7 separate regions of the Mus musculus genome follow, and regions 2, 3, 4, 5, 6 and 7 are each linked to region 1. The links are chromatin loops, found by intact Hi-C in ENCODE. Cell type or tissue: left cerebral cortex. All regions are shown on one strand. Region 1 has its middle 56 kb from the start of Mpdz. Region 2 has its middle 120 kb from the start of Mpdz. Region 3 has its middle 5.6 kb from the start of Gm42305. Region 4 overlaps Frem1 (Fras1 related extracellular matrix protein 1). Region 5 holds the start of n-THgtg10 (a tRNA gene). Region 6 has its middle 5.4 kb from the start of n-THgtg10. Region 7 overlaps Gm11266 (predicted gene 11266).

Evidence for each region. Hi-C counts contacts between places; a loop is a spot of excess contacts. Peaks named below come from ENCODE experiments on the same cell type or tissue, not always from the same donor. Only the 100,000 strongest peaks of a DNase experiment are listed, where the experiment ranks them.
Region 2: a loop joins it to region 1, with 2.3 times the contacts of the local background. A loop is called at or near these places in 5 of 42 quality-filtered maps.
Region 3: a loop joins it to region 1, with 2.8 times the contacts of the local background. A loop is called at or near these places in 13 of 42 quality-filtered maps.
Region 4: a loop joins it to region 1, with 6 times the contacts of the local background. A loop is called at or near these places in 7 of 42 quality-filtered maps.
Region 5: it touches region 1 in a loop (4-fold over the local background); 13 of 42 quality-filtered maps call a loop at or near these places.
Region 6: it touches region 1 in a loop (6-fold over the local background); 14 of 42 quality-filtered maps call a loop at or near these places.
Region 7: a loop joins it to region 1, with 10 times the contacts of the local background. A loop is called at or near these places in 8 of 42 quality-filtered maps.

Annotation. Positions count from the first base shown.
Region 1 is chr4:81,496,726-81,500,725 of GRCm38, reverse strand. No RefSeq gene overlaps it. Among named protein-coding and RNA genes, the nearest start is that of Mpdz, 56 kb to the right of the region's middle. In left cerebral cortex, a CTCF peak has its summit at 2,406 (motif pointing left); a DNase peak (open chromatin) is centred at 2,402.
Region 2 is chr4:81,562,580-81,566,579 of GRCm38, reverse strand. No RefSeq gene overlaps it. Among named protein-coding and RNA genes, the nearest start is that of Mpdz, 120 kb to the right of the region's middle. In left cerebral cortex, a CTCF peak has its summit at 2,035 (motif pointing left); DNase peaks (open chromatin) are centred at 367, 870, 1,899 and 2,808; H3K4me3 peaks cover 1,063 bases; H3K27ac peaks cover 1,232 bases.
Region 3 is chr4:82,597,674-82,601,673 of GRCm38, reverse strand. No RefSeq gene overlaps it. Among named protein-coding and RNA genes, the nearest start is that of Gm42305, 5.6 kb to the left of the region's middle. In left cerebral cortex, no CTCF peak of the experiment used is centred here; a DNase peak (open chromatin) is centred at 1,838.
Region 4 is chr4:82,931,598-82,935,597 of GRCm38, reverse strand. It overlaps Frem1 (Fras1 related extracellular matrix protein 1), which reads left to right. Exons shown (of 37, transcript NM_001198811.2): 27 at 593-737. Gm33260 (a long non-coding RNA gene) reads right to left here. Exons shown (of 3, transcript XR_390683.3): 2 at 3,512-3,614. Among named protein-coding and RNA genes, the nearest start is that of Gm33260, 9.9 kb to the right of the region's middle. In left cerebral cortex, CTCF peaks have their summits at 1,084 and 1,744 (motif pointing right); DNase peaks (open chromatin) are centred at 1,096 and 1,760; H3K4me3 peaks cover 745 bases; H3K27ac peaks cover 578 bases.
Region 5 is chr4:82,617,332-82,621,331 of GRCm38, reverse strand. n-THgtg10 (a tRNA gene) reads left to right here and starts at 1,638; the gene lies at 1,638-1,709. In left cerebral cortex, a CTCF peak has its summit at 1,571; DNase peaks (open chromatin) are centred at 310, 1,035 and 1,541; H3K27ac peaks cover 366 bases.
Region 6 is chr4:82,612,264-82,616,263 of GRCm38, reverse strand. No RefSeq gene overlaps it. Among named protein-coding and RNA genes, the nearest start is that of n-THgtg10, 5.4 kb to the left of the region's middle. In left cerebral cortex, CTCF peaks have their summits at 1,684 and 1,889 (motif pointing right); a DNase peak (open chromatin) is centred at 1,947; H3K4me3 peaks cover 393 bases; H3K27ac peaks cover 247 bases.
Region 7 is chr4:82,540,613-82,544,612 of GRCm38, reverse strand. All of the region lies in intron 1 of Gm11266 (predicted gene 11266), which reads right to left. Among named protein-coding and RNA genes, the nearest start is that of Gm11266, 35 kb to the right of the region's middle. In left cerebral cortex, a CTCF peak has its summit at 2,280 (motif pointing right); DNase peaks (open chromatin) are centred at 1,546, 2,289, 2,917 and 3,894; H3K27ac peaks cover 2,298 bases.

The DNA of each region.
Region 1 (4,000 bases):
TCTTTATTAGCTTTACCTGTGTTCTTGCTGTAAATTATGAAATGAATTATAAGTTTCAGACTAACTGGAAAAAAAATATATATATATATAAAATTACCCAATGACTTCCACCATTGCAGCATACCTGCAACTCAAATTTGAGGATTATGCTGCTATACAACATAAAAACATAGTATGATGATGGAATATTAGTGTTGTTTATTCTCCATTTAAGTGGACAGGGTAGTATTTTTCTCTCACATCTTATAGTAAACTCTAGGGTTTAGAATATACTTAGCTATTTAAATTTTTGGCAGGATATGATTCTGTTCTAGAAACATACTTTATTTATGTTTATACATTTTGATTTATTTCTATGCCTCTTTGCTGTGTCCCCAAAGCCTCATGTAAAGCACATAGAATATTAGAGCAGAAATATATGAGAAAGAAAAAAGTAAGCCAGCAGAGTTTAATGAAGTTAATGGTGAGACAGTTATAGAAATGAACTGGTTACTTTCAGATTATCACTCTGGCTCTTGCCTTCATGGAGTCAATATTGGAGGGCTGTAGAAGGAGAAAGAAATATAGTTATGAAATTATTCCCTGTATCAAACATAAAGAACTATAAAGATCTCAGAAACAAAACAGGTCATAATTATTTCAAGGGTTGAAATTTGGAGCATTTAGAATCTGAGATACGAGGCTCAGTCATGGCTTCCCTCTCCAAATAGTGAATTTCCACCAATCCTTCTACCTTTCTTCCAACAACAACCTAAGGCATGCTGACAAAATGAATTAATACTAAATGAACGGTTCTAACCACTGTGTTCAAAGTGTATCAGTTGGTGGTCTATTTTACTACAAGCCTAAAGTTTGAACTATCTACTAAACTGGCCTTTGTCAACTAGTATGCACCAGACTTAATGTATGAATGTTGCTCTAAAAAAACTCCAAGTTATGTCATTCAGTTGACAGAAGTAAGCCTTTATCATTGTTTTGCCTCCACTGTGGGATCTACAGTGTGGGATTTGTAAGGAGCATCTGCATTTGCAGTTGGTGAAGACCTATTAATTTGTGTTAAGGTACTTTGTAACTATTTCTCAAAGCATTGATTTTTTTCAGTAATATAATTTCTTTGGGAGAAACTCAGTTCTTGGACATGTCATGATGGATCAGGCATGCGACATCAAAAAGACCCTCAGAACTCACAAAGACAGCAGCACCATGCACAAGACCTACAACAGATACAAACCAGATGAGATCCTAGCACTGTGAGGGAAAGGAGACTCTTAAAAGCCTGCTTTGGGAGATGGAAGAGAAAAGAAAGTAACATACTATTTCAAGAGCAACTCAGCATCAGGGAGATGATACACTCAAGTGTCTTGGGTTTTCTCCTCTTTCTTGATGAACTCAGTAGACGTAAGCCTGGCCAGAACATCCCACATCAGGGCAGGTATAAATATGTGAGTTTCTAGTTTGAAAACTGAAATAACTTTTTAATTTATTACTAAAAATACTGAGTTCATCATTGAACATCCTAGGTAAGTTAGATTGCCCTCCAACCACCTTGAAAAACTCTATGATCACCTTAAACTAAGATTTGTAAGGAGAAGTTCAGTCTCAGGGTGGCTGGGGGCCACATTCACACGCCTTGCCCTTAAGTTCTGCATAGGTAAGAATTCCCTTCACCTCCAAAGAGCCACTGAATTCCAAGTGCAGGGATTTCTATGAGAACACTACACACTGCAGTTTAACTCAACCTTGCCAGCTAACTACATTAAGGAGTCAGCTGAGACCACAGGAGAAAAGGAACAGAGATCTGTTTCATTGTGGCCAGTATGTCTCTGTGTAAGTTCCCCAGGCACCATTAAATGTACTTTTCTGAAAGACTTGGTGACTTAACTTCCTGATATAGGACACTATATGCTTAAGGAGCCAGAGAAAGATGAAATAGGAGAGCTGATATTAAGCCAGCTAAAGATCTTTCTTTCCCTAGGAAATCTTACAAGGCTGTTTGGAGAAATAAAATGTCAAATGTACAAAGATTTAAAGGGTAGAAGTCAGATCTGTGACTTCCCGTCAAATTCTTTCTATGAGTCAGATTCTGTAGGATAATGCTAAAGAGCAAACCTTATCACATCCAGGAAAGTCAACTGTATATATTCAAAGCCTCGTAAGTTTCTATTACTTCTATTACTTATGCTATATATTGTATTAAAGCCTATTTAAGGCATAAGCGTTAGCTTCCTTAAGCCAATGTTTTTACAAGTTCATGACCATGATAAAATATATTGCTTTTCAGAATAAATACCCTTTATGCCTATCATAACTGTATTCTACCAATTTAATTATACCAACACTCACAGGAGACTTTTTTTTCCCCTAGAAATAGTCCGTGTGTAATGCCTGCAGTGACATCTACTGGTAAAGAAACACTCCTAGTTCTTCTAAACAGTAGACTCCTAGGCACTCATTTTCATTCTCTAGGCCTGAATTTCCCCACCAAGGTCAAGTAATTAGTTTCAGACACTTTTTTTTTTCATAATAAAAAATGTGAAAATGACATTTTACTTGGGAGGATAAGGATTCTCCATGCATTTGTTAGTCTGTATTTCTCCACTAAAAACTGTTTCTGTGTTCGATGCCTCTCTCTGTGTCTCTCTGTGTCTCTCTGTGTCTCTCTCTCTCTCTGTCTCACTCTGTCTCTCTCTGTCTCACTCTCTCTGTTTCCTCTCTCTCTCTCTCTCTCTCTCTCTCTCTCTCTCTCTCATTCAGTTCTTATAATGGTCCCTAAGGTATGTGCTGTTATTTTTATTTCTCAGGGGAAGAAGAGAACAGACATTCAGAGAAGCCAAAATCCTTGTTCAAGCTAATAGAGTGTGACAAAGTTCAGATCATCTTCTGCTTCTATCTGACCTACACCTCTATATATAAGTTTTTTCCAGCCACCTTCCATCTCTGGTGTCTTTGGGAGCAATCCAACCTCCACATGACCCTCCCATTCCTTTTCTCTAGCTATGGCAACCTAGAAAGTTGGTGCTTACTCCCCAAGATAGGAGAGTGAAGGCATAAATATTAAAGTTTCTGGCTACAAGGAATCTAAAGTAATGTTGCAGAAAGTATCCCATGAACATCTCTCGATGCTCTGTGTGTGTTCGTGCACCTCCATTCCTAGTGCAAAGAAATGAACCTTAGAGAAAACTGTCCAACTCTGCAAAAACATAACAAGAGACCTGGTGCTTAAGCCATGCTTCTTAAACAGTGGGACATACCGTAATACATTAATGTGAGGGCTGCAAAATATGACAAAAGGAAAGGGTTTCTGAACACACAGCAACCAAAAACTAATTCAGAGCCAAGCACAGAGTCAATCTGATATGTTTCTGGAAGCACTCACTTGTGTTGTATCTTAGGACATCACTGCAATCTCATTCTGAACACACATTAATACTTTGCACTACATTAGCTGCACATTGTTTTGTTTTCTTAAAATTATATAAGTGTAAGAGTATACACACACATATACATACATACACACACACACACACACACACACACACACATATATATATATATATATATATATACCCCTTGGGATGACAAAGTTCATTTCAAGGGCCATAGCAATTTAACAAAAGCCCCAGTGCTAGGCATGAGAAACCTCCTAAATTATCATCCAGGAACATTCAAAAGACTGCCAAAATATATAGGCTTTTGCCTTTGGTTGCCTCCAAGAACTTGATCTACATTGATAAAGATGCATGTCAGACAAAGGACTTGGAAGAATTTATCTGGAACTGACCTGGCAAAGTCCTCCTGGAGGACTCACACTCTTAGTACCAGAACAAGCTATGCAAACTGCCAAAGGAGAAAATCAACCGATAATAGTCCTACGCAGCCATTCGGTCTACGAGCAACAGTGACCTAATGGCAAGATACTCTGAAAGGTGCAGTTGTGGCACTTAAATCTGGAAGTAACCAACAATTGTAAAATTGCACTCAAGAACTTCTCAATACTAGA
Region 2 (4,000 bases), 66 kb before region 1:
AGTGACAGTCCAGCAAAAGCCGCTAGATAACGTCCTTCTCTCTCTGCCCCACTGATTCGTGTGAAGAACGTTGCCAGAAGATGGCCCAACGGTTTATAAAGTTGGCAAAGCTATTGCCAGACCTTTTCTTCTAAAGGTCAATTAAAAATGCTAGCTGTACTGTAAACAGAATTCTTCATAGAAGAAGACCACACGGTACCCAGAGTGGTCTCTTAATACAAAATATCAATTCGATTTTCCTCAGGAGATTCACTCTCCTTTTGCAATGCAAATATTTTCAAGTGTACTAAACACGTTTTAGCACCTCAACATAGGCACTAAAACTATTTGCATGCAAAATTACCCAGAGTAGGCAGACAGGCACAAGCTTATGCTAGCACCATATGTGCTGAAGAATTCGAGCCAGAAAACAGCTAGTACTGGACGGTATTTACAATTTAAATTTAATTTTACATTATTATTCAAATGAGCATTTATATATAAGTCTCTATTAAAATTAATGCTTCACATGGAACAAAATTTTCACCTAAAATTATACTTGCAATAGTACTGGGCCTTTTTGCCCAGCTATCTAGATCATTTAAGAACCACAAAGCATTTCTATTTGTTTTTCGATTCTACCTGAACGACAGAGTCACGCTTTTCCTATGAGAATGAAAAGTAAAACTAATCTCGATTGGAAGGCCGGAAATCAACACAAGCACAGACCAACCCTGACACACTAAAGAGTGTAAACGATCGGAGAGAACCCGATGCTGCCTGATGATATCATAGTTCTTTTCTACCTTTCCACTAAAACGCCAACGATCTCTTTCCCTTTGCCTTCCAACAAGTTCCATGTGTTTTGTGAACAGTGACATGCCTTTGGCTTGATGTTTTGTTTGCAAAATGCAATGTGTTTTACTGTCCCCAGAAAGTAGCACTTCTTTGTATACTCAGAAACACGATCAACTGCATGCCCTGTTTTGTGCAACCCAGGGAAGGAGCCTTCCACCCTGGGCAACAGCGGTATGTGTGTGAGGGGTGCCTCAGAAGCCGTTGCTACAATACCACAAACAGAAGGCTGCCTCCTTCACTGTCCCCGAGAGTCATTTTCTATTTTAGGATTGGTAAAGTGGTAAGTCTTTAATGTCACTGATTTAAACGCTGCGCACTTTACGTTCATCTTCACTTTACAGAGAAAACTCTAGATGGATCAGAAGCCAGCATTCATTTTGCTCACCTGGGCTGCTTGGCTGTGTATTTATTCTTGGAGGCCCTTTGAAAATAAAGTCTCCATCCTCTCTTCATTGGTTCCCCACAGATCCACGGTTTCCTACTTACAGCTAGTGCACACACATCATAGAGGTATCAGCCAAATAAATACAAAACTTGAGTGGGGTTCTTAGAGATTGTTATTTTGTAGTCTATTTTAATGAAAGTCTATGAACCAAAAGTAGAAATATCCTTCAAATACTGGGACTGTGGTAATCTTTATAGCCTGTGGCCAAGGAACTCAAACTGGAATAGAAGGAATAGAATAACTTTTTAAAAATTAAGGATAAAAATAGTGTCAAATGTACCTAGAATCTTAACTGCAAAACATATTTACTCCTGGATTAACTATAATAAATTTTACCTTAAACCTAGCAAATAGAATGTTTCTTTTGAAAAACTTAAAAAGTAGGGCTCTAAGGCTAATGTCTCTTTTGCCTTCTTTTCTCCCCCTTTTTCTTGAAAACCACAGGAAGCTGCCTTCTTCCCCGACTTGCAATCAGTCTCCAAAATGTTGAATCATTGCCTGGATGCATGAACTCAACTGTGTGCAGCTTTAATGTATAGCAGCCAACATTTCTATACATAAGTACTCTCAAAGGGGCTCAGAGGAGAACTAGAGACCTTTGGTTCTGTGGGTTTAATGGGAATGGAAAATCTCCACGTTTACACATCTATTCTCACATATTAATATCATTACATTTAAACGGAGGTTTGATTTCAAACATTGAATTAATTAAGAAGGGAACATCTACGGTATTAGAAAGCCAAATCAAATGCCAACAGCGCCCTCTACTGACTTCTAAAAGAAAACTTTTTTTTTTTTTTTGTCTAGCAACAGAAAGAAAATTTCTGTTTATTTACTTAGCGAAGCACCCAGACACCAAATTAAATGTCTTAGAAAATACCAAATCCCTTGGTAAACCTGAAGGAAAAATGCGAAGAATTTTATAAATAGAAATCAGCAGTCATGTGGATGCTCCACTACCAATAAAAATTTCCTGTTCCACTAACAAATTGTGAACCATTTCCTAGCCTGGGAGCCTTTATTACAGTCAGGGCAAAAGCTAAAAAACAATTAGGGTTGGGTTAACATTCGCATTTACTACCACCAGGCACAAATATGAAACTTGGATTCCGAAAACTGAGAAGTCTTAATGGAAGTTTCAGATTCTTACATTATACTTCCATGCTTCTTGCTGTGTTAAAAAAAAAAAAAAAAATCCAAGCTCTTTCTTTATGGTTATTTCTTTTAGGAACCATAGATCATTTCTAATTCTCACACAACTTTGAGGCAAAGATACACTGGGTTCTTTTACTAAGTGCTAACATTTGCTGCAATGGGTATTTTAATTAAGGCAATCAAAGAACTGAAAAATAAAATAAAAAATATGTTCCTGCCAAAGCCCTTGCTCCAGACTTCGTGGAGACTGCCACGGTCTACACCTGCAATGAATCTCATTGGTCTCACTCCGTGAGTGCTGCCGCTGCCTTAAATCCCCCCACGCACTGCAGCGTTGGCCACATTTTTATGCAGCCTGGCTCCCTGCTCTGAAGCAGAACTCCTGAACAGCACATTCTGATGTTCTCCAGTCTCACTCACTTCACCAAGTGAGACCTGACAAGCTTTACACGAGAGGCGGGTGTGAGAGAGTCAGGAATGTTGGTGTGAAGGCACCAGAAGGCAAAGCAAGCGTTTCCTACTGACAGAGGAAGGAGCAGAGTGGCCTGAGCTTGCTGCGTGGATGCTCTGGCTCCACTGCACAGGCTTTCCCCGACGACCCTCCCTCACCTCCACCAGTCTGTGGTGGGAGGGTTGCCATAAATTTCTAGTAAATTGTAGGCTGCTAAATTAGAAGCGTTCTTCAACTCTCACCTCCTCCCATCAACTCCTCGCCTTTATAACTGTATTCTCTCACTCTGGCACGCGCACACGTGTGTGCATATACATACATACATACATACATACATACATACATACACACACAGACAGAGAGAGAGAGAGAGAGAGAGAGAGAGAGAGAGAGAGAGAGAGAGAGAGAGATGCTACCTTTATCATCCAGAAAGAAACATTTCTGTTAAATCGCCACCCTTCGTATTAAACTTTCTGTTGTAATTTAGGAAACCACAGTGGTTTCCTAAAGCATTCCTAACTGTGTCAAAGCTTCAGAGAATCTTTTTTCCTACGGCAGGTTCTTCCCCCACCCCATTCAAGGGTCTTCTCTGCTGTTTCTAAACTGTGTGACCTAAGGTAGGACACTCAAACTTGTTAATCTCGGATTACTTCTTTCATGGAAAGAGGATGGTAACAGCATTCTACTTAATCTATGGGGTTTACTGAGATTCTCATGAGATAAAGTTTACAATATACTCTAATAGGATGTCTGGTACATAAGAAACAACCCTTACTATTTCTGCATACATAATGAACAAGAAAAACGTCTCAGGTGAATGAACCAATGTACTACTGAACCTGTGTGTGGCGTGACACTGTCCTTCCGTGGGTTTCTAAAGGCAACTGCCTCTGGACAAAATGTGCAGGGAGGGCAGCAGCTCAAATCTCAGATTCAGAAGTGGGTAAATTTCCTTCTAGCCTTGTCTGGGAGACATCTCTGCCTGCTCATGGCTTTGAATCAGTTAAACTCTTTTAGCTTTGTGGCGCTACCCTACAAAGGGAGGGCATTGTCTAGTTCACACTGCTAAGTTAAGACTATGTGGCCACAGGTCTTGGTGAATGAACCCCTTC
Region 3 (4,000 bases), 1.1 Mb before region 1:
ATAACAGCAACACCATAGATTCAATATGTTGCCTTGAAATTTCCTCTGCCAAAAAACAAGCAAACAAACAAAAAATTAACTGGTTACTTTTTAATTTAGCCTCTGGGCAAGTTCTTAGGACAAAGGCAAAAGGTAGCCAATTCTTTGCCAAACTAACACAGGAACATCCTCTAGCCCATCTGTTAATATTCTCCCCCATCTTGAGACCTATTGATCTAGGCTTCCACAGTTTATATGGATCTCAGCACTAAGACCTTACAAGCTCCCATAGGATAGGTCATTAATGCCTGCTCATAGTATTTAACCACTTTCCTACTACAAAGTCTCAGCATTGTCCATGCTCTGCACATACACAGAGTGGTAGGTCTGTCACAGCAATAGCCCATTCCCTGGTACCAATCTCTCTCTTAGTTACTCTTCTATTGTTATATAAAACCAAGACAACTTACAGAAGAAACGGTTTATTTGGGCTTATTGTTCCAGAGGGATAAGAGTCCATCCTGTCTGGGAATTGTGGGGGTAGGTGGAAGAAGCAGCTAAAAAAGGGAGAGCTCATATCTTAAACTACAAGCACAAATAGCCCATGAACTGGGAACGATGTTAGCTTTTAAAACTCAAAGCCTGTCTACCAGTGGCATATGTCATCTAGCAAGACCATACTTCCTAAACCAACTCAAATAGTGGCACATCTAAGCCTACAGGGGCCATTTTAACTCAAACTACCACAGCCTTTGGATTTGACTTAGTTGGCACTATGTGTGAGGAATGTGGTAGTTTGAATAAGAATGTCTCTCTCCAAGGCTCATAGATTTGAATGTTTGGTCTCCAGGGAGTGGCATGATTAGACCGTGTGATCTTGTTGGAGGAAGTGTATCACTGGGGGGTGGGCTTTGAAGTTTCAAAAAGTTCAAGCCAGGCCAGGTTGCTCTTTCTCTTTCTGCTGCCTGTGGATCAAGATGTAGAACTCTCACCTCCTCCAGCACCATGTCTGCCTGCATCCTGCCATGTTTTCTGCCTTGATGATAATGGACCAAACCTCTGAACTGTAAGCCATCCTCAATTAAATGTCTTCCTTTATAAACATTTACCTAGTCCTGGTGTCTCTCTTCACAGCAATAGAGCATTGACTAAGACAGGGAGTGTCTATAGCTTTTGGAGAAACCCTTTCCAGAAGCATTCAACCTGGTTGTCAAGCTCCAGAGGTATATATACTTTTAAACATTCCGGGTCATGTTTTAAATAAATTACATTTACATAAAAGCTATTTTCCTTTAAAATTAGTTATTATTGTAATAGCAATTATCATTAATTTACTGTATCCTAGTCACACTGCTAAGTATGTATTAGTATATATACAGTAAGTTTAATTCTCCTGATCCTGTTGGGTGGGCGATGTTACTAATTCCATCTTATGGACGAAAGAGCAAGGCACTCAGAGGGTCAACCTTCTCCAGGCCACAGACTCACAAGTGAGTTTCCCAGGAGGAAAGGGATAAAAGGAAAAATGAACAAAATGGAGAAAGAGCCAGTCTTGAGGAGCAAACCTATAATCCCTGTTACTACTTAGAATGGCTGAGGCAGGAGGATCACAAGGTGAATGCCAGCCTGAGCTACAGAGTCGGGTGAAACCTAGCCATAACTTAGCTAGACTTGTTTCAAAGTGAAAAGTTAAAAGAAAAGGGAGGGTAGAGTGGAGATCGAGGTCTGTGGTGGAGCATTTGACCAACTTGCATAAGGCCCTGTGTTCAATCCTCAGTACTGAGGGAAAATTAAACCTTTTTCCTTTGGTAGCCACTTTGTCTCTGTATGTCTTCTTTTTATAGAGTTATTGCAATGTACTATGAAAACTTGGCAAGAAGCGTGTCTCACGTCTTGCTATACTGAAAGAGACTGTGGGAATACACCCTAGATATATTTTCACTAATGAAACTGCAAGGACTAAGGCAATGTAAGGGAATAATGATGATTTATAAAGGAATTATATGAGATCAAACTTCTGAGACACAGGGACTATAAGAAAACCTATTACCTTTTGGCAAAATGTTCGCAAAGGTCTCTCTCTCTCTCTCAGTCTCTCTCTCTCTCTCTCTCTCTCTCTCTCTCCCTCTCTCATTCTTTTCTGTCATCAGATGCTGAGTTTTACTAAATAATCTTTTGCAAATGTAGAATTGAAAACTGAGTTTGTCATGGTCAGTAAAAGCTTAGTATTGGGTCTATGCATGTGTTCTGGAGTGACACTAAGTTACCTTCAGAAATAGCAACACAACATCCCAAGCTGGCAGGAAACCTCTGAGTCACCCCTTGTATTCATAGACCCTAAATTTAATCAAACATTCCAAAATTCTGCTTACATCTTTTAAAAATTTTGTTTGATCTCAAGAATCCCAGTTGAATTCAGTCAACAGGTTTTCAGGGAGTCCTGGGGGCAGGGAAAGCTGCTAAACACCCCTTACTTTATAGATTAAGAAACAAAAACAAGTCTAAGACTGAGGGAAGTTGAACTGTTTGTAGTTAAAAATTAGAAGTAACAGATGGGGGACTAAAAATCCTGCTCCTCTGTTCCACATGCAAGCCCTGTTTCCCACACTAAGGGAATGTTATATATTTTCTTCTAAAAGGTCTGTAATGAGAAAACACAAGATGGGACATCTTTCCCTACTCCTTACTCTCAGGTATACAGAAAAATATGTGGTCAATATTACTTAACATTTCCTGACAGTGTGCCCCACACTGTGTGGGCTCCTAAGCTCACTGGAAGATGTTGTCTCCCCAACCGTTCCTCCATGATCAAACTCCCCCCCCCATACTTTTTTTGTTGTTATTTCTCTTAGACAGTTCTTGTTCTTCCTAATATAAATTCAGACTTTATCAACAGAGGATGCATGTGCAAAAGGCAGGAGTGTCTGCAGACAGCATGCCTGGGATTATTATATTCTTCCATTTAGCGGCAGCCCCCCTGAAGGACTTCAGATCACATGGAATGGCTCTCAAAAGAGGGCGTGGTGAAGCCTCAAGGAGAGATGTCTGTCCCAGAACATTTGTAACCGGACACCTCACCACTTAGAGCAGCAGCTGAACTTAAGCCTCCTCTAGACAAACTTATTTTTAAAATCAAAATAAATAAGACAATTCCCCCTCCCCTCCCATCCTTATCTGTACTGCTTCTTTGTCCCTGTGTCTGTCTACTCTAATTTCCCACCCCCCATCTCAGCAATGTTCTCAGGGAGCAAGCGTTGCCATGGTCTGAGCTTCTCATAACTGGGGGAATTGAAGCAACTGTTCCTTCCACTTGCAGCCAACTTGGAGAGACGTGGAGGGGAGCAGAAAGGAAAGTCATAGCAGAAGAAGGAAACTTTGTTTTGAACCTCTGGACCTTGGAGAGTATAACTCAATTTCAGCTTCACAAGCTTGCTCCTCAGCTGGCAGGTCCCATCAGCCCGCTTGACACCGTGGCTATTATTCCACCTCATCTTATTCATTTTTCCAGTGACATTGACTGAGTCCTTTCTGTGTAGTAAGCACTACTCTTGGCACTGAGGATGAAATCACCAACTTAATTTCTTTCTCCAAAATATAAGTATTTCCATGGAGGGGCCAGCCCAGTGAATAAGTACTTGCAATCATGAATGAGTTATATGGGAACATACAGAAAGACAACCTAAGACTGTGTATAAGTTATTTATTGCTGCATAACAAATTGCTCCAGACGTGGCAGTTTAAAACAACAAATTCTGATTATCTCATGCAGTGTCTAGGGGTCAGGGGCTTACTGGATAGCTTTGGCTCACAGTCAATCATGAGCTTGTTGTCAAGATGTCACTTGGGACTACAGTCATCCACAGGCTTCACTAAGATACAGAAGAAAATCCCCCAGTGAGGTCACTCACGAGACTTCTGACCTTAGTTCTATATCACATGGTCCCCTCCTTTGAGCTGATCACAAGAAGGTAACCACTCTTTCTTTCTCCTAGCATGCAATTTAAGAGCAAGCCAGGCAGAT
Region 4 (4,000 bases), 1.4 Mb before region 1:
ATATCATCTGCTTTTTTAAAAATATGGTTTTTCCCCTAATAGCTTTGCTAAATTTTATATTAGCTCTGCTTCAGGAAGGCAATGATCACAACAACTCATTAAACAGGATGGCAGAGGCGACAGGTTTTATTAACTCCCCATTCCCTTTCTCTTTAGTTTAGGATTATAAGGCAAGTATCTCCAAAGCAAAGCAAACTTAAAGAGGAATTTGAGTCAATCTTATTTGTATCTGAGCATGGGTGCAACAATGCTAATTTTCTTTAAATGGACTTTGGCTTTTTTTTCTCTCTCTTTAAAACAAGGTCTCAGGTAGCGGCTGGCCTCAAATTTGATATGTAGTAGAACACAGCCTTTAACTTTGGATCATCCTTTCTCTTTATTTCAAGTGTTAGCGTTCCAGGTGTATGCCTCCATACAGGGTTTTGGGTGTGTTCTATGCATGCTAGGCAAGTACTACCGCCTGAATAGAACCCCCAGCCCGGCACTCTATTCCTTAAATCTGTTTGAAACAAAACAGCTGTGTGGTTTTTTAATTCTCAAGTGATGTTTGATTTGATTATCCATGAGAGATCCATCTATTTCTTGCTTGTAGGTGAATTCATCCACGAGCGATTTAGCCAGAAGGACTTAAGCCATAAGACCATCCTTTACATCATAAACCCTTCTTTGCAAGTGACTTCCGATATCCTGGAATTTCAGGCCATGGACCCCACAGGGAACACTGCCACTCCCCAGAGGTAACTTTCCATTATTCACTGGCTCTGCATGTCACGTTTATCCGATTAAGAACGTGAAATAATCTTTTCCATACCAGGTCTTTCACTGTTTATAGGGTAAATGTTTACAGGGTAAACCTTTACAATTAATAGGGTAAATTGATGGACTATTTCATAGGCTCATGCAATTTATTTTGGAGAGGGGATTTCTGTTGTATCATTTCTAGATGATGGAGAAACCAGTAGTTCCCAGATTATAAAGGCACTAAAAGGCTCAGCAAACAGCACCCTTTTTATCACGGTTGTAAATGCATCGCCTTTCACACCCTGGGAAGTGACTGTTGGAGGCCTTTCAGGACTGAGCTCAAAGCCTGTGTGTGTTCGTATTGCAGCCAGAGGTCACTCTAGGACTGTGTTAGTCACGACTGGCTTCTGAGCCATGGTGGGTGGGGACGGAGGTGGGGGTGGGATGAAGTAGAAAGAAGCAGCCAAATATATTCTTTCTTACAAAAAAGAAAGAAAGAAAACACTTGCCTCTGTAAGTTAACAAGCCTTATAGGCAAGAAGAAGATAGTATAAACAAAAATAGAGTAGAGGGGATATTAAGTGATATTTATAAACACAAATATATATGATGTAGGATAGTGGCCATAACAAGAACAAATCTGTGATATTAACAAGATTAACAGAGCAGGATAATTTCAGTGACTGTGCCTCCTTCCCAGATGCTTCTGGATATAGACCTTGAATAATTTACTGGCTGACAGATGGTCACAATGAGGTCCATCCGTCCATTTCTCCTGCTGCATTCGTTTTCGTTATTTACTGCCTTTCCCAGACGCCTCAGAGAACATTTAATTCGTTCTAAATTTTGTGTTCACCATATCCAAGACATAAATAATAGCATAAACGAGCACAGCCCTACTATGCTCCCTCTATGTCGAATTGTGAACGGGAAGAGAAACTGAGAAAATGTTCTCAGGGCTGGATTTTCCGTGTCCTCATTCTGTAGTGTAGTTTCACCACTCGCCACCAGAGAGTGCTACAGCCATTGCTAGCAAACCCAGACATCCTGTCTCAGAAATGCGTTCTGATGCGGCTTCTTTTGCCTGTTCAAGTGCAGTCCCTCAGCCTGGTTTATTAAATAACCCCACAGACGATGTTGGTCCCGTGGTTACCATATGCCAGGCGCACAGCACTGGGTGTTAGGGATCAGGTACGAACAAGGAAGACCAGGTATCTGGACTTAAAATCCTGAAGCTATAAACACCCATTAAACTGCCTCTGCCTAAGGGAACTGATTCCTGGAGATCACGGGCTAAAGATTAGATAGCGATAACTTACCTTAAGAGAAAAGAAGAAGAAGGAGAAGGAGAAGAAGAAGAAGAAGAGAAGAAGAAGAAGAAGAAGAAGAAGAAGAAGAAGAAGAAGAAGAAGAAGAAGAAGAAGGAAGAAGGAAGAAGGAAGAAGGAAGAAGGAAGAAGGAAGAAGGAAGAGGAAGAGGAAGAAGAAGAAGAAGAAGAAGGAAAGAAAGGAAGAAAAGAAAAGAAAAGAAAAGACGTTATTTTCAAGAAAAATAGTTGACTACATTCTAAAACTGTTAACAAATTGACTTCACTCAGCCTTATAGTCGTTTAAAAATGGTTCTACTGAAATGCAGTGTTGCTCAGTTCTGCCCCTGAGTGAGTACAAACCTTTGGCCCTCCGCAAGCCAGCCAGCATGGTGTGAGTGACAGAATTTACCCCCAGCAATGATACTAGCTTTCGCCACACTTGAACCCTTTACAAGCCTTGTTGTTAGTCACAGTCGAGTCATTATCACGTGGTTAACAGCGCTATGGCTTCTGAGGAGACTGGTTGAGATTGGCATAGGCATCCTTGTACAGAGATCTCTTTCCATAGGCTCATGCTGGAGATGACGCTATCATCTGGAGATGGCTCAAACCCGTGAAGAAAGATGCCCGCGGACAGATAATTCAAAAATAACTCAGATTTGGGCCCAGCATCCTGTCTGTTACTTCCTTTTGAGGGGGCTCATGGAAGTAAACATTGCTCTGCGTTGTCTCGGTATTTGAGCGGAATAGTTGTGCCCAAGCAGACACGGATTTTGGTTTGGTTTTCTTTCCTGAAACTAAACACACATTTTTCTGATAACAAACAGGGTGCGGGTTTAGCCCGGAACACCTGAGTTTACTTCCCTATCCAACTCTTTTTTATTTTTTTTTAATTTAAATTTTTTTTTCCCAGAGTTGAGGATTGAACCCAGAGCCTTGCGCTTGCTAGGCAAATGCTTTATCACTGAGCTAAATCCCCAACATACACCCCCTGCCCCCGTATCCAACTCTTAAGAGCTGTCTTCTGAACACACACACGCACACGCACACTAAGGGGACAAGAGAGGGAGGCTTTAAAACAAATAAACAAACAAAATTCTAAATAGTGTTTTGTCGTCACAAAACAACCAGTCAGAGCCTACTTACACACACAATATGAACCATAGGCATTTAGAATTTCATGATTTTTAGCTCTACTTAATGTTATTTATTCACTAAAACCGTCATAATTTAGAACTTGCAGGCAAGGAAACAGAGGCACAGAGCTGGAGGAGGCTTACACACGCGTGCAGCTGGTTAGTATGGTAGCTGGGACTCGGCCCTTATTAGCCCATGTGGCCTGCCACCCTGCTCTGCCCCCTTCATCCTTCCTTAATGCTAGCTAAGCCTTTCTTTCCCAGTAGGTATTGGCCACCCAAGCTACAAGAGACATATTTTCCCATGAAGAACTTTAAGGCTTACCCGTTTTTGTGTGTGTGTGGAATCGTGAAAAGCAACTGTCAACGTTCGTGTGGTCTCCATATCTCCTTCCCGGGGGATATAGTGGGGATAATTATCCTTGGATCTGGAGTTGAACAGGCCTGCACTTAGTGATTGCTCACAACAGCTTTCTCATATGTACAATAGGGAACTATTATAGTTACTTTAGATAAATACATGAGGTCCCACAAATGGAAGCATCTTGGGGTCCTTACTACTAGTAGTAATTCCCCTGAGTATCTATGTTAATTCAATTGACCGTTTGAAGAAGTATCCTGAACCATTTGGTAGATGAAAGCCTATCTGTAATTAGATATTGATTTTAGGGTTATTCACAAAGCAAACAATCCATGTGGTTATTCGCAGTAAGCTAAACAGTGTGCTTTCTTTTTGTGCTTTCTGTGCATTCTTAGTTCTGAGGGATTGATAGATGCTCTATTTCATCAAACATAGGAAAGTTTGGTCTGGGTG
Region 5 (4,000 bases), 1.1 Mb before region 1:
CCAGTCAGTAGAGCCTGTTCAATATGGTTCCCAACAACTCCTAAGTACCCAGTGTCTGCTTGATGACGATTACGTACCATATTTAAAACTCACATTTCTCTCTCCAAGAGTTTGACCCCCAGCTGTTCAAAAGAGTGTTTACTTGCTCATTTCAGGATCTCCAGAGCTCTCTTCCCATTTATCAAGCAGTGAGCATCACTCAACGAGCAGTCAGCTCCTGAGAGCAGTTGTCCCCTCAGCCTAGGACCCTGAGTATGGAGACATAGCAGGGCCCTGAGATAGCACAAGAGAGGAAACCTTACTTGGGGCATTGTTGTGTAGTATATCCTAGACTGGCAGATGTTTATGAAATGGTTCCCAGGAGCTAATGAGATGTTTTTACTGAAACTGTGATAACTAAGGCTTCTACAGTACTTACACTGAGACAGGGTTGTTTTAAGTATTGATAAGCACCTGCCTATCTATTCTCAGTCCTGTGGGGTTGATGCCATTATTGGTCCCTAAGTAGAAAAAGCAGAGGTTAAAAATGGTCTATTCCCCTCCAGTTTATAGGTGACAATCCACAATTTAAAGAGAATCTCATTTCATAATTTGTATTTTGGGAGTCCTTTTCTTAAAAATAGTATTTCGGCTAGTAACAGACCCACCCTAGTAAACAACCAACCAACCAACCACCCACCCACCCAAATCTGATTCACTCAAGACTGGGCTTGGAAAACAGTTATTTCTTTTTCACCAAGAGATTTGTTTTGTCCCTTGAGCACCTGGTGGCCTGCTAGGCTTCATTTAGCATTGTTTGCCTCTCTTCTTACACTGACCATTTACGGCTTAGGAAAGTGGGCAGCAACATTCTACCACACCACAGCAAGGAAGTGTATCTATGAAGAAGAGAGAGGAGCTATGGACCAGAGAGGAGAAAGTGATCTTTTATGTCTGAAGCTTACCTCCAGAAACACGCTCCCTCCAGAAACAAGGGAGCTCCTAGCAACCCATCAGCACACGGACTTGGCACCTCACCCACCTGCTAGCCCAGCCTGGTGCTCCTAGGTTTCCAAGGCTTAAAAGAGATAATTCAATAACTGCCCATTCTATAAAAACAGACTCTTGTAGGCACATCCTTGTAAGAGTCTCAGCCCTTCAAATACCTTGTGGAGGATAATTTTTACAAGAAAATTTATAATAAATTTCCCCTGGAAATGTATGGTGGTGCTACCTAAGTATGTGGAAATAAGATAAACAGCAGAAAGAACACAAAGAGACTCCAATTTATGCCATTCAGTATAGCATCGTAGGTGGCCGGCGGGATGGGCAATGCTCAGCCTTCGCTGCGTAAACAGTGGGAAGCATGAATCAACCCGCCAACTTCTGTCCGCCTTGCTACCTTGACTACATATCCTAAGCTGTGGATCCAGTTTCTCCTCTCCTAGGACAGCTTTCCCAGTAAGTGAAGAAGGCAGAGCTGCTTCCATTGCGAGCTTTGATGCTGGCTTCTCAAGAGAGGAACAGAGGAGGCGTAGCTCATCTTTGGCAATATCAAGAAAATGTACACACTTAGGCAATAGATGGCAGTGTTTCCACAAATTTTAATACTGCAGTGGCTTTTAAGGGAAGCTTTGTGTTCAGCTCGTCAGTAGCTCGCCGTGATCGTATAGTGGTTAGTACTCTGCGTTGTGGCCGCAGCAACCTCGGTTCGAATCCGAGTCACGGCAGGAATTGAGGAGGCTTTTGGAAGAAAAATAAAATGTGGCCACATGCTGTATGGCATCCAGGCTAAATTTTACAAACAGACAGAATAGTGAAGATCAACTAAAACCAAGAATCAGCATAAATATTTTAAACTTTATGAAGATGACATCTATGTAGTTGCTTTATTAATGGACCAATCCTGCTGCAAGTGCATTGCGTGGGGATTTTTTTTATTTGCATTGACGGATAATATGATAAAACTGGAGTGTAGTGGGCATGTAATTATTATTAATTACAACTACTTAAGCTGTGCTTTGAGCAGACTCGTCAAGTCTGCTTGCTTTTGAGCCTTGCCAGGGCTATACAGTAATAACAGCCCTGAATTATTTGGAAAGATGTCAGCAGGAGATGTGGAAATCCTGTTTAACCAGGCATGAATTGTTGTTAGGAGGGTTTTTTTCCAGGATGACAGAGAGAAAATGAACTGTCCCTTATCAGTAATTGCAGGAAACATTTTGTTTCTATGATATGAACTGGTTGTAATTTAACTTTCCTGCATCATTGGATAATGTAAGAAGCCAGTTGTTGCTCAGAATGAAAATCTCTGAAGTGGGCATTTGGGTCTGATAAAGGGGGTATATTATAAGTAGACAATAGGGCTCAAGCCATAAATAATGTCCATATATGGCAAAACTTTTTAAATGACATTTTCCAAAAGACTGGGGTTTGTATTGTAAGTAGCTAAATGTTGAATTAATGTGAGTAACACGACTTTAATGGGCTTTTCTCTAGGACTTAAAAACATGAACAATCCAACCTAAAGATGTCAGCTGTGCGTGTGTTATAATGAGGTTCTAATGCTCCCCCACTGTAGCTGTCATGTTTTAAATAAGGGGCCACTAGAAGAGTCTACATTAATGGCCCCATGGCTGTCTCCTTGACTACTTAGCAATAGTGTATTGAATTTACAGAATGCTAACAAATTTTCAAATAATTTTCTCCAGGGTTGATTGAGTTCTTTCAGAGCCAGTGAGTTCTTGCAAATATTGTAAAGGGACGAGAATAAGTGCCATGCCTCCCTTTCTATCCAGCAGTCACCGTTTGATTATGAACCCCAAACATTGGTCTCAGAGCCCCGTGTTATGGAAGCAGTAAAATGTGTTTATTGTCTCTTCCCAAGACTCCCTTTCAAGATCATTTTTCACTCTGAAATCTCTTCTGACTCCTGACTCCGCATCCCTCCTTTATTCCCACTGTTCCCACACACTTGCCTGGCCCCCTGCCCTGCCCCCTGCCCTGCCCCCCTCAGCCTTTACCTCAGGACTGCACCTTCTTATCTTACTGCCAGGACTAATGCTACTTCAAGCATACTGCAGTTCTTTAGTTAAAACAGGAGGATCCCAGATCTTGGTATTTTCGTAAGTGACTGAAAGTGCAAGGAACATCTCATCTGAGGACCGCACCCTGCGTTCATCAAAATTCAAGGGTCGCAAGCAACAGAAACCCAATCTGGAAGCACGAGAGGCATGAACCAAAGCATTGGCTTCAGAAACTATCTCAGGTCAGGCTATTGAGGAGAACCAGAGCATGCTCGCCCCATCTCATATTTCTTCCAGAATGTTACTGTGATTCTCTGCAACTTACTTCTATGTAGCTGAAACTGTGTCAGGTCCTGCTCTTTATATAGTAAGCATTGACTGTAGTTGGGAGGGAGATCTCTTCTGTTTCTTTTCAAAAATCCTGGACAGGATGAAATAGGCTTATCGTCCATCAGAGTCCATCAGCTATGTCATGGGGACAGTGAGATAGACAAAGGAGAGCCGTTATCACATCAGGAGGCCAGAGGGAGAGACCTGACAGCCTTGGAGTCGCTACCATCTTTCCCTGCTCTGCAGAGCATCCGTGTCTGTTTCCACAGGCCCGTGAGTTTGCCTCCCACCCAACCAGCGCACTTACTACCGTGTTGATCACTGTCCTGTGTCTGTGATAAGAAAGCACGAACAAGGAACTTATTGAACAAATAGCCTATTTGGGGGGCCTATGGTTCCAGAGGGACACGAATCCACCGCCACCGTGGCAGGGAAAGTAAGGTAGTAACAGAGGCAGAAACAGCTGAGAGCTCACAATTTGAACCAAAAACAGGAACCAGAGAGAGAGCCAGCTCAGAATGGCACCTGAGCTTTAAAACCACAGGGCTCACCCCAGTGTGGTTTCCCTCCTAAATCTAACCAAACAGGTTCACCAACTGGGTACTGCTTCGCTAAAAGCCGAAGAACTTGGGGGTGTCTCATCCAAACCACCACAGTTGCCTCGC
Region 6 (4,000 bases), 1.1 Mb before region 1:
TTCTTTTACTGTAGTTTTAATTAATGAATGAATGGTATTCTTTACTATATTCAAGAGGCTCAACTACAGTGGCAAGAGATTATTTTGTTTGATTTCAGTGAATCTGACTTAAAAAAAATGTTTTATTAGTTCTTCAATCATACTTTACTACCCTCAATTCTTCTGAGATCTGCCCTGTTTCTCCATTCACCCAACTATGTGCCTTTTGGCTTTTATTTTTTTAACATCAAGTTATTCTTGGATGTGTGATCTTCTGCTGGAGCAGTGTGGTTGTCTTACCAGGGGTTATATTCTTGGAGAAACCTGAGTGCCAATAGCTTCTTGGCTAGGGGTGGGATTTCAGGCCCACGTGGACTGGCAGAGGTCTTGTGTGTGACGTCACAACCTTGGTGAGTCCAATGTGCAGCTGCCCCAATGTTTCCCTGTAGCGTCCGTGCCTCTGGCTCTTACACTCTTTCCGGCCTCTCTTCCTCAATGACCCCTGAGCCTTAGGAAAGGGGACTATGGTATATATATTAACTTGAGGGCTGAATATTCTGCAGTGTCTTATTTTCTGTGCCTTTGGCCAGTAGTTGTGGCCAAATATATATTAATCTGCTCTGTAACCTAAAACGTCATGTCCCTCATATTTGGTCTGCCTGTGTGGTCTATTAGAGGTTGTTCAAACAACATAATACAGCTACCTACATAACTGTAGTTGAGTGACTGATTAAAGATCCAGAGCTACACACACTTCATTACTACCAGCTGTAACCAAATGTTCTTTCTCTCTCGCTTTCTGCAGTACAACGGAGCAGAGCTAGCCCATTGGGTCCCATGGTCAACGTGTCTTATTGAAGAGACTTTATAGTCATAGACAATTTTTGTTTCTTTTTCAGTCAGTTTTCAGAAACAAAAATCTACATTTACTTTTCTAACCAAGTCACACATTGAACAACCCCAAGTAAACTATATATATATATATATATATATATATATATATATTCTTGTTTTACAATCATTCTCCAGTTATGAAGACTATATTTTAAACTTATTTTTCCACGATTAAAGCTCACCAATTCATAGGAAATGATTTGCTAAAACAGGATCTGACAAGCTAGAGCTCACTTTTAAGAAGCAGTGCTGAGGCAAAAAGCTTGTTGCACAGGTGCCCTGAGGATGCCCTGAGGCCCGGTGCTGAGCTGCAGCAAGAGAGGCAGTTGGCTTTGCAAAGAGCTAGCAAATACCCAACTGTTGGGCTTCAGTCTCAAGGATAAGGGCAGGGAGACATAAAGCGTGGGCCATTTCTCCCTTAGCACCTCAGCCACAAGAACCACAGTCTAAAAAATCCTAACAGAACCCCTACCCTACCTCTGCTAACTGGTACTGGTAACTCAGTGGCTGACAGTCAGTGGGAGACTTGGGCAGGTTGGTCTTCAGGAAGGGAAATTCTAACAAAAGCAGACTCTGAAAGAAACTGTAAAGAGACCTGGGGTTAGCCCCACCTCTGTCACTTCCACGGCTTGGCTTCCAGCGTGACCTCTTTCTGGTTTTGCTCATCAGCAAACTGGGGACAGTTTTAGAGTTAGACATGGTGCTGTGTAGTTGGCAAGGGTGTTCTCTCTTGCCTTCCTCCCCCTCCCAGGGAACTCTTTGTTCTGTGTGGTTTGTGTCGACTTCCCAGACCTCAAAAGCTGACAACCCCTCAACAAAAGGCCTACCCTGGACTCGGCCACTTTGATTGGCGGCAGTTCTACGACACTCTTGTCTCTGTCATTTAACTGCATGACAAGAGCGGTTTTTTTGTTTGTCTGTTTGTTTGTTTTGTTTTTTTCCCCAAATTCTGAGAACACTAGCTGGCCTGGGAGGCCCCTTTCTTATTAACCAAAATAAAAACAAATTGCCACTAGATGGCACTGCTTGTTGTTGGTCAGAGACAAGGAACTCCTTTCTGTTCTGGGCAGGGAGGGGCCAATTTCACACATTACATCAAGATCTGAGAATCAAACAGACCCCACCTAGGAGCTGGGGAAATTACCTCCACAGGTTGTCTTTATCCAGAGGTGATTTTAAAGGAATATATTGTGTTTGGATGTCAATGTTCAAAGGCTCCAAGGCAGAAAATTCCATTTCAAAAGAAAGTGTGATTAATGAAGCCACATAAATCCTGCCGAGCCGGAGCCATGGCAGGGATCACACCACACAAATCAGACAGCTGGGAGCCTCTCTCACTTTCTCCTGTTCCCATTTCTACGTCGTCACTGCATCCCTTGCTTCCTCTTTTCTTCTTTGTCATTTTGTGAACACACGGATCACCAAATCCAAAACAGGAGGGATTTTGACCGGAACTCATGGCTGCAGCTGCCTTCAAGCTGGGGCCTGGTCATTTGTGCTTTCTGCTTTTCCCAAGAATTCCAAAGGCCGACAGAGGCAGTAACAACCACAGCCTCACTAACTGCCTGCCAAACCTGAGGCAAGTCTGGATCTTTACATAGCCCACTCTTACACAGAGACAAGACTGAACTGAAGGATACTGTAGCTCTATACTAGAAGGGTTTTAGATGAGGTCTTGGGGTATTTTAGTGTACCTCACTAGGAACTTTACCCCCAAATTTCCTTGAGACAATGATGTTTCTGCCTCTTCAGAATCCTGTGCTTTTATAGCTGCTACCTGTGGCCCATGCTCTCTCAGATTTTTCCATCCAGGTACACAGCCTTCTCTCTCTCTCTCTCTCTCTCTCTCTCTCTCTCTCTCACACACACACACACACACACACACACACACACATAGTTCACACATTTCTGCCTTACTTGCTGTACTTAGAGTCCCCTCAGTGCACTAGAGTCATAGTCTCCTCTAGTCTTTGGCATCTGCTTCCAAGAATGAATCCAGTTCCCAGAGTGACCGTGACAGAAGGTTACCATGCTATCTAGAGTAAGGGCCATGGTCAGTCTAGTTGTCAAACATTCGAGCCCTAGGGCAGATGCTCTATTTAAACAACAAGTTACTTGATGGGTGCCCATCATAGACAAATACCTTGGTCTCGTCTCACCTCTCTTTGTCTACATACATGATATGACTGGCAAATATACCCTACGGAAGGGATGTGTAGACAACCTGAGCAAGTAAAGCAACCGTACAGAGGGCAGAGTGAATGCAAACACTCACTATGCTCACTACGATCCTCGGTACTACAACTTGGTTTTTAAGTTTTTAAATTCTTGTGTGTGTCACTGGTGTGTCTGCCTGGGTACTTGCACCGTGGTGTGGCTATGGAAGTCAGAGCACTTTGTGGAGTCAGTCCTCTCTTTCCACCTTTATGTGGGTTCCGGAGGTCAAACCACATTGTTAGGCTTGCTCAGCAAGTACCTATAGTTGTTGGCCTTCTCAATGGCTTATAATTATTATAATTATCACCATTACAATATGCTAGGCACAATGGCAGCTCAAGAGGCTAGAAGACTAAACAAAATGGGTAATATCTTTGCCTTAACGGAAGAGACAAAATTCATCTGACAAATTCAGTAAAAGAGTATAAAAAAAAAACAAGCAAGTCACAAAAATGATAAACATATGAACAACCATTTAACCCCATTTGGAAACCTAGAGCAATCTTCCTTTTATGACCAAGAGCCCAAAAGACTGAAAAGTAGTCTTCACAGAGATAACTGCTGCATACCACATGCTCTGGCTCTTGTGTGAAAGGCAAAAAGGAAAGAGACTTGGTCCCCTCTTGCAGTCTCAGCTTGGCTCTGATGCGGGGCGACCTGAAGGAATCTCGGCATCCGTGTGCAGCGTGGGGAACTTGCATCTTCAGGAGCATCTTCATGTCTGCGGGTGCCTTTGAGTGCCTGTGAAATGGCAGAGGCACATACCGAATAGCAACTTCCCTTCTTTTCTCTGAGAAAGGGTTTCTGTGTTGCCCTGGCTGCCCTGGAACCTGCTTTGCAGACCAGGCTGGCCTTGACTCATAGAGCTCCACCTCTCATGTGCTGGGTTTAAAGGCCTGTGCCACCATGC
Region 7 (4,000 bases), 1.0 Mb before region 1:
AAATTCAATGCAATATCCCAAGGTCACTGTAGCCCCCAGCCATGTTTTATTTGGGCTCCCATAATCTTAATATACACATCACTTGCATTTCATATCATTTGTCACTAGACTAGTTCCATGATGTCCAGAGGCCTAGTCACATATGAAAAGACAAGATCCCTGTTGGAAATTAAGAATTTGAAGCTGGAGAGAGCAGCACATCAAGACAAACATGGACCGCTTCTAAGTCATGGATCTTGTGTGACTGCTTATGTTGCACACCCATAAAGCCAGCTCTCGTGCCAAAATTTAAAAATAAAAGACTCTCACACTGGAAAATCTGTTGACATGGGATCTGTATCTCCAAATGGATGCACATAATTGGCTCCTGCCACATACCAACTTGCTTTAGTTTGATGGAACTGCCACAATCAAATGCCACAAAATCTAGCAGTTTAAACAAAGGCAATCACCTCACAGTTGGAGTCTCACATCTGAGACCAAGGTTATCAGCAGGGTTGAGGATCTTTCCTTGGTTTATATCGGGCCTCTGATCCTTGCATCTGGTTCCTTGTCCTTGTATCTTTATATGGTCTCGCTCTATACACATTTCTGTCAACCTTTCATCTGTTCCAGGCCAGTTACCCTAGATTAAGGCTTACCTCACTGAGACACAATTATGTCTCTAAAGAACCTGTCACGTGGGCCTGATGACATGGCTCAGCAGGTGCTTGTTGCCAAAACTGATCATCAAAACTGATCATCGTCTAAATTTGATCCCTGGAACCCAAAAAGTGGAAGGCCAACTCCTACAAGTTGTCCTCTGGCCTCCATAAGTGCATACACACAACAAATAAACAAGTAATCAATGAACGGAGTTTTTAAAAAAATGAACCTATCTCCAAATACAACCACACTCTGAGGTACAAGGGATTAGAACGGTAAGGTGAATTTTGGAAGCACGCATTTTAGCCCATAACACAGTTGTTTCCTTTAATGGGGGACACAGTACTCCAAGTCACTGCCATTAGCCACCTGGTAAAGCCTTCTCACCCAGAGTCTTCCCTTTGTGAGGCAGGAGTCAGTTACACAAAGCATCTCATCTGCATGCTTTGTGTAACATTCTTTTTCCTGGCTTACCTCTCTCAGAGGGAGACCGGCTCCTCCAGACCCCATCTCATACGGGACAACAACTGCACCCTTTCTCTTCATAGCTACAGAACTAAGGCTGCTGCTCAAGTATTCTTTACGGGGCAATCATGAGATCCCTAGTAGTGATGATAATAATAATAAACTGTGCCCATTGCACAGAGATAACAGTTGAAAGGCAGTGCAGAAGGAAGGGGCCGCCTGGAGGCATAACCGACTGCTCACGTCAGAGACAAGACATACAGGTTTGAGGAGTGGAAAACTCTCAGTGGCGCCATAATTCTTCCCCGGGGCTGATCACCTGACTAGATGAGGAATAGCTGTAATTGTTGATGGCAACTCAGTCTGGTCTTCATACCTATTTGCAGAAAAATGTTAGCCAGATTATAGCTGAAAACCCTGCTAATTCTGGAGAAGTTTTTGGTCTAGTGCCTAGAACAATTAAAGCATGTATTCACACCTACCACATGCGACACTGAGCAGAATTTCCAGCACAACACTTAGTACTTTATTTTTAAAAGAAATAGCAGAGACTGAGTGGTGCTCGCTCACTCTCCAGCTTCCTAGCTGGGTTTTCACTTGAGACTGGAGGGTGAGGGGCTTCTGAGCTGAAAAGAGATATATTTTTTGCGCTTTTAGAAAATCTTTGCTCAGAATCAGGAAACTTTGGATGCTAAAATGTGCCTGCACCTGCAAAGAAATTAACAAATTCCATTTGCAGGGCTCCGAGAAAAGATGGCTCAGTGTACCAGTTATTCAACCCTGGAGCTTAAGGGAGCCCTTGAACATCTTATTCAAAACTCTTTACTTTTAAGAGAAGGAATAAGGGGTTCTGAAATTTTAAATGGTTCCCCTCAAACCAGATCATCACCCACAAGGCAGAATTATTGTTTGCAGACCAACCAAAAGGGTTTGCTTTTAAACAAGCTTTGTCCTGCTAGCCTAAATTTTATGCAAAGAAAACCAAATAAAATACAGTAGCCCGCATGCAGCACACAGCTCTCTCTAGAGCAGTCTCTACTTGGACTGCAGAATTGAGAAAGGAAGGTCAAATTCCACTCCAAGGTGCTTAGCAAACAAAAGAAACTTTTCTGTGGTTGGTTTAGGAAGCTCCTGGCTGCTGGTCTCCACACAGCTCTCTGGAATCCGATATGAATCTAACACCAGAGGGCGCAGTATCCTTTGTCCTGGTGTCCTTCAGAGCCTTGAGACAGGCTCTGAAGCCTTGCTGGTCTTAAGAAACTCGATTTTCCTCTACTTACACATTTCTTGGAACCAGCTGAATCCCCAGGCTTCTTCATCTCATCTCCTTCCTTCCTAGAGGCCACCAGATTCTCCAAACAGTCTTGTGTGCATGCTGCAGGCTTTAGCAGGAAGGACTAGCGGCCTTCCCATGGCTGTGTCTCTGCTAAGCCTAGGAGACCCTACCAGTGGCCTATTGTCACTTCTCATCATGATCCAAAAGAAAGATGCAAAGCAAAAAAAATTTTTAAATCAGGACAAAATGAGCATCACGTGAGAAAAGGCACATATTCATTCTTTCTACTCACAAAAGAAACGTAATAAATGAAAGAATTGTTCCTGGGAAACTGTTACCCTCTTACAGGCATGTGTCCCCAACAGTCTGTGACTAGCTTTTGGTAGTAAATACTTACCAAAGGGACAGGCCTAAGCATCTGGGGGGTGGGGGACACACCTCTGCTACTCTCGGTCACCCACTCAATACAGTGTACCTATATCTCTCTGTGCCCTAACCAACTTCAGCAGGAAGAAATCTACTCCACACATGCTAACGTCTTCCCATATGAGATACCCTGCACTCCTGTTCCCACAGATAAATGAGCATCTCCTGTAACCACCAACCACCAAAAGCACAGCCTTCTGCAAAGTCCCCAAATTTGCTGTATGTGGCAGCTCAACCTTTAACCTCAGCACTCAGGAGGCAGAGACAAGCAGATCTCTGTGAGTCTGAGCCCAGTCTGGTCTGAATAGCCAGTTCTAAGAGAGAGACAGCTCCCCCTAAAACAAAAACAAAAACACAATTTTCCATTGTTCCATCTGCATAGAGGATCCTAAAGACATCTTAGAAAAAAAGCAATTACATTTATAGAAAGAGGATTTAAATTTGCACAGCCCCTTTTCTTATCTCTCATTGAAGTCTCCCAACAACTCTAAGAGATAGTCAAGGAAAGCCATAGCTTAATGGGCATTCCCCAGCCCTGGCTACCACAGGATGGAGGCAGCCTTAGGGTCTTGGTCATGAAGCTTGGAGAGGAACAGTTTATACAATTACAAGGCCTAGGACGTATACAATTATTACAGATAATTAATATGGTCTCAGTGTCTGAAAACATGTAGCAATTTTGGCTCCTGAACAGGACAGAAAGAAAAAAAGAAAGAAAGAAAACAAAAAGCTGCTATCAACTCTCGTCTTGTAACTTTTTTGATCACAATGTTTCACTCACAAATTTCACATACATCTTATTAGTTCACAGAGAGCAATGGGAAGGGCTGAGCCTGGAGACAGGCAGCCATGTTGTGTTTACTTGAGAGCATTTCTCTTCGACTCATAGAAAGATGATAGCATTTGTCAGGTATATACTCGGCCACTGAGATGAAAACTATAGGTGGTATTTTGGGAGGAAGAGTGAAGCTGAAGGCTTTCACTTTCAGTTTATGTTTTTATATTACTTGAAGAAATTTGATTTATGCCTGTCTTCCTATTATATCTTTTACATTTTGCTGGGGCTAATGAGACTCGTCAGAGCTGCTAGGAAGATGACTTATGTAACATGTCTAGATGGCACGTGCTCTGGCACACAGTTGATACCCACTAAACAGTAGCTCATTGTCAGCTTCTGTACCTCCTTCA